Linked DNA regions of Homo sapiens: region 2 is linked to region 1. A link is a contact called in ENCODE Hi-C data. All regions are on one chromosome and are shown on one strand. Each heading gives the region's core, a stretch centred on a gene start or an enhancer-like site at or near the end of the contact. The rest is flanking DNA. Distances are from core to core; before and after follow the strand shown. Region 1 overlaps DOCK10 (dedicator of cytokinesis 10). Region 2 overlaps AGFG1 (ArfGAP with FG repeats 1).

What was found. Hi-C counts contacts between places; a loop is a spot of excess contacts on that map. Pooled maps may share reads with other maps.
Region 2: a loop to region 1 is called in a pooled map, with 2.1 times the contacts of the local background. The contact joins two enhancer-like sites. A Hi-C loop is called at or near these places in 2 of 50 pooled maps.

What each region holds. Positions count from the first base shown.
Region 1 is chr2:224,951,493-224,956,149 of GRCh38, reverse strand. All of the region lies in intron 1 of DOCK10 (dedicator of cytokinesis 10), which reads left to right. Among named protein-coding and RNA genes, the nearest start is that of MIR4439, 57 kb to the left of the region's middle. RefSeq lists a silencer at 2,629-2,678. Within about 2 kb of position 2,694, at least 9 of the 41 ENCODE cell types and tissues checked have a DNase peak (open chromatin) inside an H3K27ac peak, as active enhancers do.
Region 2 is chr2:227,481,055-227,485,711 of GRCh38, reverse strand. The region is part of intron 1 of AGFG1 (ArfGAP with FG repeats 1); the gene reads right to left. Among named protein-coding and RNA genes, the nearest start is that of AGFG1, 11 kb to the right of the region's middle. Within about 2 kb of position 2,576, at least 4 of the 41 ENCODE cell types and tissues checked have a DNase peak (open chromatin) inside an H3K27ac peak, as active enhancers do.

The DNA.
Region 1 (4,657 bases), core at 1,445-3,944:
CTCAGTGCTTGTATGAAGAAATCCTGCTTCACCTTGGCCAACACAATGTTCTCCTTTGTTTTCAGATGCTGCAACCCATATTCTTCATTTGTCACTTCGTTTCTGCCTTTTGTGTTTTATGTGTACCATCATCTCCCCACATGGACTGTGTATAGTCTGTTCTAATTCTCTCTTATCATTGATTCCTGGCACTGGACAGACACGAACAATGTTTGACAGAGAGTCATTCTCATAAACTAGATTAAATACATATGGGTGCCCTTATGAGAGGTATCCAATTCTTGTTTCTCTGCTATTTCAGTTCTTCTTGTTTACCTAGTGAGGTGCAGAACACATACCCAGAGGTTAATTTGCCCTTTAATTGGGGACCTTAACTACTGGACTTCAAAATGTCAAGAATTTACTGCAGTGTGCACAACTAAATAAAGGAAATTCAACAATTAGTTATCTGCAAAACACAAAGTTCTTGATTGCAAACCCAAGACCCTACCATTATTCTCCAATTTCCACAATGCAAGGCATTAAACACTTAAATCAAAGTATTGTATTAGCTTTATCTCCTGGTGGAGGCCTTAAAAGACACAAATGCATTACGGTGCCATTAAATAAGTGGTTTGTGGAGTCGACTGGGTTACAGGGATTGTACCTAGGCTAACAATCTGATCCACTAGCAATAAATTGTTGGTCTAGATATCTGGTTGCCTTCACACTCAGCAATTGGCATTTACATGACAATTAGTTTCCTTCTCAAAATTGCTTAGGTAATAATGCTTTATTGCCTTCCATTTATAAAGACAAATCCTTCTGCAGTAAAAAGACAGCCACAAGAATAAAGCATATGTAATGGTGGTATTCCATAAATTGACCAATTTTTCCATTAGAGCTTTACAGATTTGAAAGACCTTAGTCTCCCCACAAAACTTACATACAATGTGCTTTTCAGGGTAATTATTAAACAGTGAGTGACATTCATATTGAAAGCAAGGTAATGAGTAGTTTGAATGGCTACAGGAGGGCAATTTTAGGTGCTTGTTTTATTTTAAAGGAAATAACATTGGTCTGTAGTTAATTTTGCCAGTAGTGGGAAGCTGGAGTAGGCTCCAAGCCAGCAAGCAGACAGGATACCTCTGTCTCTAGGGAAAATGCAATTGGAAAACAGTCCCTATAAGATAAAAAGATAACTGCATTGATTCAGATCTCCTCAGCCTCATCTTCTTGGAGGCTGTATTTGTGTGTCTTCACCTGATCATTTGTGGAAGAAATCTGCTTCAGCTCGGAATGCTTTTCATTTTCTTTAAAAGGTAGAGGAAAAATAGTATAATGAAAAATATATTGCTTTGGAGTTGATTACTTTTTAATAGGAAAAGAACACTGTATTCTAGGTGAGAATTAGCTGCATGCCTTTGTAAAGAGCAGTATCAATCCAGGCATATATATTTGTATGAAACATGTTTAGAAATGCTATGAGCTAGCTGTGGTATTTTTGTTGTTGTCATTGTCATTATTGTTATGCCCTGGCTTCTGAGGATGGAGGCAAGGGCATGTGAGTTAGAGTTTTGTCTCCATAAGAATAAATGTTTGTCCCTTAGAGATTTCCCATTTTCAACAGCAGAGCAGGCTGAAGCTGGAAATATTAAAATACACATGACTTCTCGAAGACAGTTGGATGCCTTTAGCAAAAAAAAATCAAAAACTTCAAAAAGGGTGATTAACTAAATGCCCAACAGGAAATTCAGAAAATAATAAACCCTAAAATCAATGTATTTTATTTTCTAAATATCACACTAAGATACTTATTGGTAAGATATATACATATCTCTGGACTATAATTTTTTTCTGGAAATGGATATCTCTGACCAGTGATGAAGTCCACTATTGAAAAAGTATAACTCCTTCACTGTTTGCTGTTAGATTCTAAGATGGGCTCTGTAAACTCTGTAAGAAATGAATTTCTTACCTACCCAAACCCCTCTCCCATCAAATTCTGATTTGATGAGAATTCTCTAAATGAGAATTTTCACCTTCTAACCTATTGAAATTCAGTACTGTGAACAAATATTACAACTTTATACCTGTCTGAAAGGCTATAATTGGAGTACTATGTTATTTTAATGCAATCAAGATAATTTTATGCCTATATACCTGTACAGACATACACAGCAAATGCACAACATCTACCCCACACACACAATAAGCATGCATCACACACACACACACACTCTGCACACACAGACTCCCACATGCACCACACACCCACAAACTGCAGTCTCTGTTATTGTTGGCTCATCTACATTCTCACTCATGTGCACAGCACCCTTTATTTTCCAAGAAATTTCTAAATACTGTATACGATTAGATTGGCACAAAGGTAGTTGTGGGTTTTGCCATCATTTTTAGTAGCGCCATTTTAAAAAACCACTATTTTAAAAATAATCGCAAAAACCGCAGTTACCTTTGCCCCAACCTATATTTCACAGACATTGTCCACTTTGAAAACTGTACGTTTAGAAATACGAGGTTTTGTCGTGTTCATTTAAACTCCCCCAGACAAGTCTACTCTCATTGGTAACTTGGAGCTGCTCAGTTGGGTTGACCTTTCTAGCAGGAAGCAGTGAGCCTGAGTACCACTAACTTTAAGAGCTCTTCTGCAGGGCTGAGGCTCAGGAGAGACCACAGTGAAGGAGGAAGTAGATACTTGCTGCTTTACTTCCTTTAAGCAGGGTGTACACTGGTTGAGCTGAGCCTGCAGATGCACCATGGACCAGTCTTGTTTTTCCTATGACAGAAAGGCTGTGCAGCAAACTAACCTGCAGGCAAATGGGGAAATCTACTGGAAATGGAAGAGAAAAAAATAAAATGAATTATCCAAGCATTCTGCGATAATGAAGAAGTAATCAATGGCAAATGCCAAAAAGCTCAACAGGTTAAAAAACTTGGAATAAAGATAAAATGTAATAAGGAAGTAATAACTGAAGTGGGAAGAAATGAATAGGAGGTGCCTTACCAATTGCTCAATTTAGGACTTGTGAATCCTGTCATCATGTACATGTGTCTAAATCTTAAGCACTATGTTTCTGTTACTCTAAATTCCTAATGGTACTTTTGGGGCCATTTTAATGGAATGGATTCAAATGCATTGTCAATGAAAGCCAGGTTTCTGCCCCCCGGTTGCTTAGATTCAGTGATGATGCCATTTCCGGATTGGATAGCCTATCTAACTGAAAATAGTTAGAATTGAGCATGTTAAAACATAACATAGGCCGGGCGCGGTGGCTCACGCCTGTAATCCCAGCACTTTGGGAGGCCGAGGCGGGCAGATCACGAGGTCAGGAGATCGAGACCATCCCGGCTAAAACGGTGAAACCCCGTCTCTACTAAAAATACAAAAAATTAGCCGGGCGTAGTGGCGGGCGCCTGTAGTCCCAGCTACTTGGGAGGCTGAGGCAGGAGAATGGCGTGAACCCGGGAGGCGGAGCTTGCAGTGAGCCGAGATCCCGCCACTGCACTCCAGCCTGGGCGACAGAGCAAGACTCCGTCTCAAAAAAAAAAAAAAAAAATAACATAATTGAGCATTTAAAAAGGACTTTCACATAGTATATTGACTTTGTTTGCTGCCTTTCCTCCACCATTATTTTTCTTCCTTTCTTCCAACTTTGTTGAGCTCTCCTGTGCCATTCGACTTCTCACCTTTATTTCGACTTCTCACCTGTATTTCACTGCCAGTATTTTCCAGTAAATGATCTAGAAGCCAATTTTCCATTTCCTCCCACTCATTTCTTAGTCCCATTGCAACCTGGATCTCAGTGGTCAGTGGAAACCACAACCAAAGGCCAAGTGTCTTTCTCATCTACACCTTCTTCTCAGTACATCCTTGATGTTAAAATTAAAACACACGCATACAAAATTCGAGAATAAGACGTAGTAGACTGTATTTTAAAGACGTCCCCTCCAGACTGCCTGATTATTCAAACATGAATTTTCGTACAGCTGTGAAGGGACTTTGCAGTCATAAATTAAGGTTGATCATCAGGTGGCCTTAAAGTAGAGAAATGATTCCAGATTGTCCTGGCCTGATCACATGAGGCCCTGAAAGCCAAGGCTTTTTTCCCTGGCTACAGCAGAGAGATACAGAAGAAGAGATATGTTAGGAAGATGAGGCAAAAGGAGAAGTTAGATTCAAAGTGTGAGTGATTCAGCTGGCTATTTCTGGTTTAGAAAGGGTCCTTGAGTCAGGGGATGTGGGTGGCCTCTGAAAGCTAAGAATAACCCCTGGCTGACAGACAGCAAAGAAATGGCCACCTCAGTCCTACAACTGTAAGGAATAAATTTTGCCAACAACCTTGCATGTGCCTGAAGACAGCTTCTCCCCTGGAGCCTCCAGAAAGAGATACCACCCTGTTGACACTTAGGTTTAAGTCTTGTGGTTCTCCAAGCAGAGAGTCAGCTGAGCCGCACTGAATGCAGATTTCTGACCCATGAAAACAGATCATAAATGGAGGTTGATGTAAGCCACTAAATGTGTGGCAGTTTGTTACAGTGGCAATAGAAAACTAATACAGATTGCCAGAACTTTTTCTTAGGTTTCTGACATTTTAGCATTCAAATTCCCATGTCTCTAAATCATGGTTAAGTGTCCCATCTTACTTAATTTCCAAAC
Region 2 (4,657 bases), core at 1,327-3,826, 2.5 Mb before region 1:
AATCAGGTAGAGAGCAGATTAGACATAACTAGAGAGAATTAATGAACTGGAAGGTAACACTGAAGTGATAATGACTGAGATTTTTTTCAGATCCAATAAAAGTCATGCATCTACAGATATAAAAAGCACAGCTCATCAAAATCTGGATAAATAAAATCCAATTTAAAAACAATTTGGGCTGGGTGCGGTGGCTCACACCTGTAATCCCAGTACTTTGGGAGGCTGAGGCAGGTGGATCACCTGAGGTCAGGAGTTCCTGGCCAACCTGGTGAAACCCCATCTCTACTGGAAAAAAAAAAAAAAAAAAATTAGCTGGGCATGGTGGCGGGTGCCTGTAATCCTAGCTACTCAGGAGGCTTAGGCAGGAGAATCACTTGAACCTGGGAGTTGGAGGTTGCAGTGAGCTAAGATCACGCCATTGCACTCTAGCCTGAGCGAGACTCTGTCTCAAAAAAAAAAAAAAAAAAAGAAACGATTCGGTGAAACTTCAAAGACAGAGAAGATCTTAAAAGCAACTGGAATGAAAATATAGGGAACAAAATTTGGCTCGTAGTAGACTTCTCAATGGAAGGGAGAAGACCATGGAATATTATCTTCAAGTGGTAAGAAAAAATAACTTGTGAATCCAGCAAAGCTATGTTTGAAGTATAAGATCAAAATAACAGTATCTTCAGATAAAAAACAAAACAAAAAAACCCACTAGGCTAGGTACGGTGGCTTATGTGTGTAATCCCAGCACTTTAGGAGGCCAAGGTGGGCAGATCACCTGAGCTCAGGAGTTCGAGACCAGCCTGGCTAACATGGTGAAACCCCATCTCTACTAACAACAAAAATACAAAAATTAGCCGGGCATGTTGGCGCACACTTGTAATCCCAGCTACTGGGGAGGCTGAGGCAGGAAGATCACTTGAACCCAGGAGGCAGAGGTTACAGTGAGCCAAGATCGTACCACTGCACTCCAGCCTGGGTAACAGAGTGAGACTCCATCTCAAAAAAAAAAAAAAAAAAAAAAAAAAAAAAAAACAAAAAAAAAACTAAGAGATCTTCATTAAAGAAGCTTATACTGTATATACTTTAAGAAGAAAAATGACCCAAGAAAGTCTTGAGATGCTAAGGGGTAAGCAAACTGTAAACTGGCAAATCTAAACAAATATCATCTTATTACAGTAACATCCAACTAACAGAAGGAAAAAAGGGACAAATAATATGTTTACCAACAATAACACTTAAATGAGCCAGGCGCGGTGGCTCACACCTGTAATCTTAATCCCAGCAGGCGGGTGGATCACTTGTGATCAGGAGTTCGAGAGCAGCCTGGCCAACATGGTTAAAACTCCATCTCTACTAAAAATAGAAAAATTAGCCAGGTGTGGTGGCAGTCCTCAATCCCAGCTACTCAGGAGTCTGAGGCAGCAGAATCACTTGAACCTGGGAGGCAGAGGTTGCAGTGAGCCGAGATCACGCCACTGCACTCCAGCCTGGGCCACAGAGTAAAACTCCGTCTCAAAAAAAAAGAAACACCACTTAAATGAAACTACTTTGTATTTTTAAAGACCTTGTATTAACAGAAGATTAAAATACTGATTAACTCTGGAATGTTAATATCAATAGTACAATTTCAATTGTGACCATAAAAGAAAATGGAGGGTGGGGGTAGGGGGGAGGGATAGCATTAGGAGATATACCTAATGTTAATGGGTGCAGCACACCAACATGGCATGTGTATATATATGTAACAAACCTGCACGTTGTGCACATGTACCCCAAAACTTAAAGTATAATAAAAAAAAGAAAACGGAATTCCACAAGTAAAAGGGAAAAATCAAAACAAAACCAAAAAAACTTGGCCAATTTTTTAATTAAACATGCATGTGCCATACAACCTAGCCCTAGATATTTACCCAAGTGAAATGAAAACTTACGTTCACCCAAAAACTTGAGCATAAACATTTACAGCATTTCCATTCATATATATCAAAAACTAGAAACTCCTCAAACAGAAAATGGAAAAACAAACAAGCAATGGAATACTACTTAGCAACAAGGAGGAACAAACTATTAAGATAAACAACAACTAACTTGGATTAATCTTAAAGATAATATGTTGAGTGAAAAAAGGCAATCTAGAAAAGTTATGAGTCCATTTACACAACATTCTTGGAAAGACAAAACCTGCAGTGTTGGAGAACAGATCAGTAATTGCCAGGAGTACAGTAAAAACAAGGGCTAAAAGTTTTTTGGGGTGATGGAAAACTTGCATGTTCTAATTTGAGTGGTGGCTATATGAATCTATACATATGTTAAGATTCACAGAACTGCATACCAAAAAATTATAACGTATGTCAAGAAATAAAAAAACTGTAGTCCTGATTTCGTGTTAGTATCTATAGTAACCACAATTTTTAGAGTAATTAAATTTATCATTAGCAGACTATCTTCACCTACCAAATTTGATCATTTAAGTGAATAAAATCCTGCAGTGAATCAAAACAAGTATTTTTAAGATGTGAACCTGAGGTCACTTCCCTTTTTTGCTAAAGCCCTTCTAGCTACAGGGTGAATTCAGGGTTTATAAAACACTTTTCTGTCATATTAGTCATAACTATTGGATGAAAGTGTTGGGTAAGTAAACCACATTACTTTCATGGGGCCAATACTGAAGTACCACCCATTCCAGATCCTCAAATACACATTTTAAGTCTTCAGTTTTGTGCAAAAAAAAAAAAAAAAAAGACTCAATAACTGCAGTTTTGATATCTTGAAAACATGTTTGCAAGTTAACTGGTTTCAAGAAGTTCAAAGTAGCCTACTGGTGCAGCCCAATACATTTTTGTAGTATAATTAAGACATCTGCAGATCCCCAGGAGATTTAGTTTTAATGACCACCACCCAGGTATGACTGTAACCAGATGGTGTGGCTCATTCCATATGTCCATCAGTGTGCTGCTCTTAACTAGGCCTCAAACAATCTTGCAAATAACCATTTGTTCAATTCAAATAACAATCTGTGCTGGATGAGTAAGTAGGAAAGCTTATTTAGTTAGTTTTATTAATTGTTTTTCTCCTGCTGTGGGAGAAGCTGGTAAAAATATTTTTAATAACCTGTGGAAGTTTATGTAGTTGCCAATAATACTGGCAGAAAGTAATAAAGTTGACATTTAGATCTAGCCCATCCTAGTTATTTACTAAAAATATTACATATGTTTCATAGCATAAAATTATACATTTAAAATCTAGAACAGATGGAAGGAAGGTGCCTTTAGTAGGTTATCAAATCTACAAACTATTGATGCCAAGACACCGTATATGTTGGCTAGTCCAAAATATTCGTCTATCCAGAGTCCAACATTAAAAAACTGAATATATTTAGCTTTCTATATATAATAATAAGCATGATATAAATCCCTATTGTTATTCTGAGTTTCTGGGAAAGCCACAAATACTACACCATAAGGTCCTTGTAACACTTAGAGCAAGCATCTAAAAAATAATATTCAAGTTATGACTTAAACCTAATTAAGGCATTCTAGTTAAAAGTAGTGGACAAGGCTGGGTGCGGTGGCTCACGCCTGTAATCTCAGCACTTTGGGAGGCCGAAGCGGGCAGATCACGAGGTCAGGAGATCGAGACCATCCTGGCTGACATGGTGAAACCCCGTCTTTACTAAAAATACAAAAAATTAGCGGGGCAAGGTGGCGGGCGCCTGTAGTCCCAGCTACGTGGGAGGCTGAGGCAGGAAAATGGCGTGAACCCGGGAGGCAGAGCTTGCAGTGAGCAGAGATCGCGCCCCTGCACTCCAACCTGGGCAACAGCGAGACTCTGTCTCAAAAAAAAAAAAAAAAAAAAAAGTAGTGGACAAAATCTAAATCTCTTCACATGCCCAAACCCACAACGAAATGACAGTAAAGGAATAAGAAGGTATTAACCCACAAGAGACAGAGGGTTACCATGATGTGTTTATCTCATACTGCATGCCTGTATCAAAACTCCTATCTTGTGTACCTCATAAATACATACACCTACTATGTGCCCACAAAAATTAAAATAAACAGAGCGTCAGAGAACAAGAGAAGAGTCCAAAAGCACACGACAGTTCTTGAATAACAAAATTTGGAAGATTTAAAAACAAAATACCAGCAGTAAGTGACTTTATGGAGAAAGCCAAAACAGAAGCTTCTGCAAAGGTGGGAGAAGCCAACTGGAAACTGATTCCCACCACAGGACATATCAAGATTTACTGAAGGAACTGGATACAGGTGAGGGCTTAAAGTGGGGTCAGAAATCATTAGACTCTCCAGTTCCTTAACAGCCAAAAGCATACTCCCACCAGCCCTAGGTGGGAAGTCTGAAGGAAAGTTTTAAAGAGGTTATACCACAGAGACTTCAAACTCAAGACACTGCTGAAGACTCTTGTTAGGGACCATGTGGAAAGCTGGAGGATTATCTAAGATCAAACACACAGAATGACAGTCACCTCCCTCAACTTGGTTCCCAGAACAGTGGCATCACAGGCTTTTATATTCCCCAAAAAAGAAGATTGGAGAAAATATGTCTGCACTATAAAAAGCGTGAGTTTCCAAACAAATTCAAAAAAAAAAAAAAAAAAAAAAAAGCCTAAAACACTGAACAAAAGACCTACACCAAAATACTTCAATAT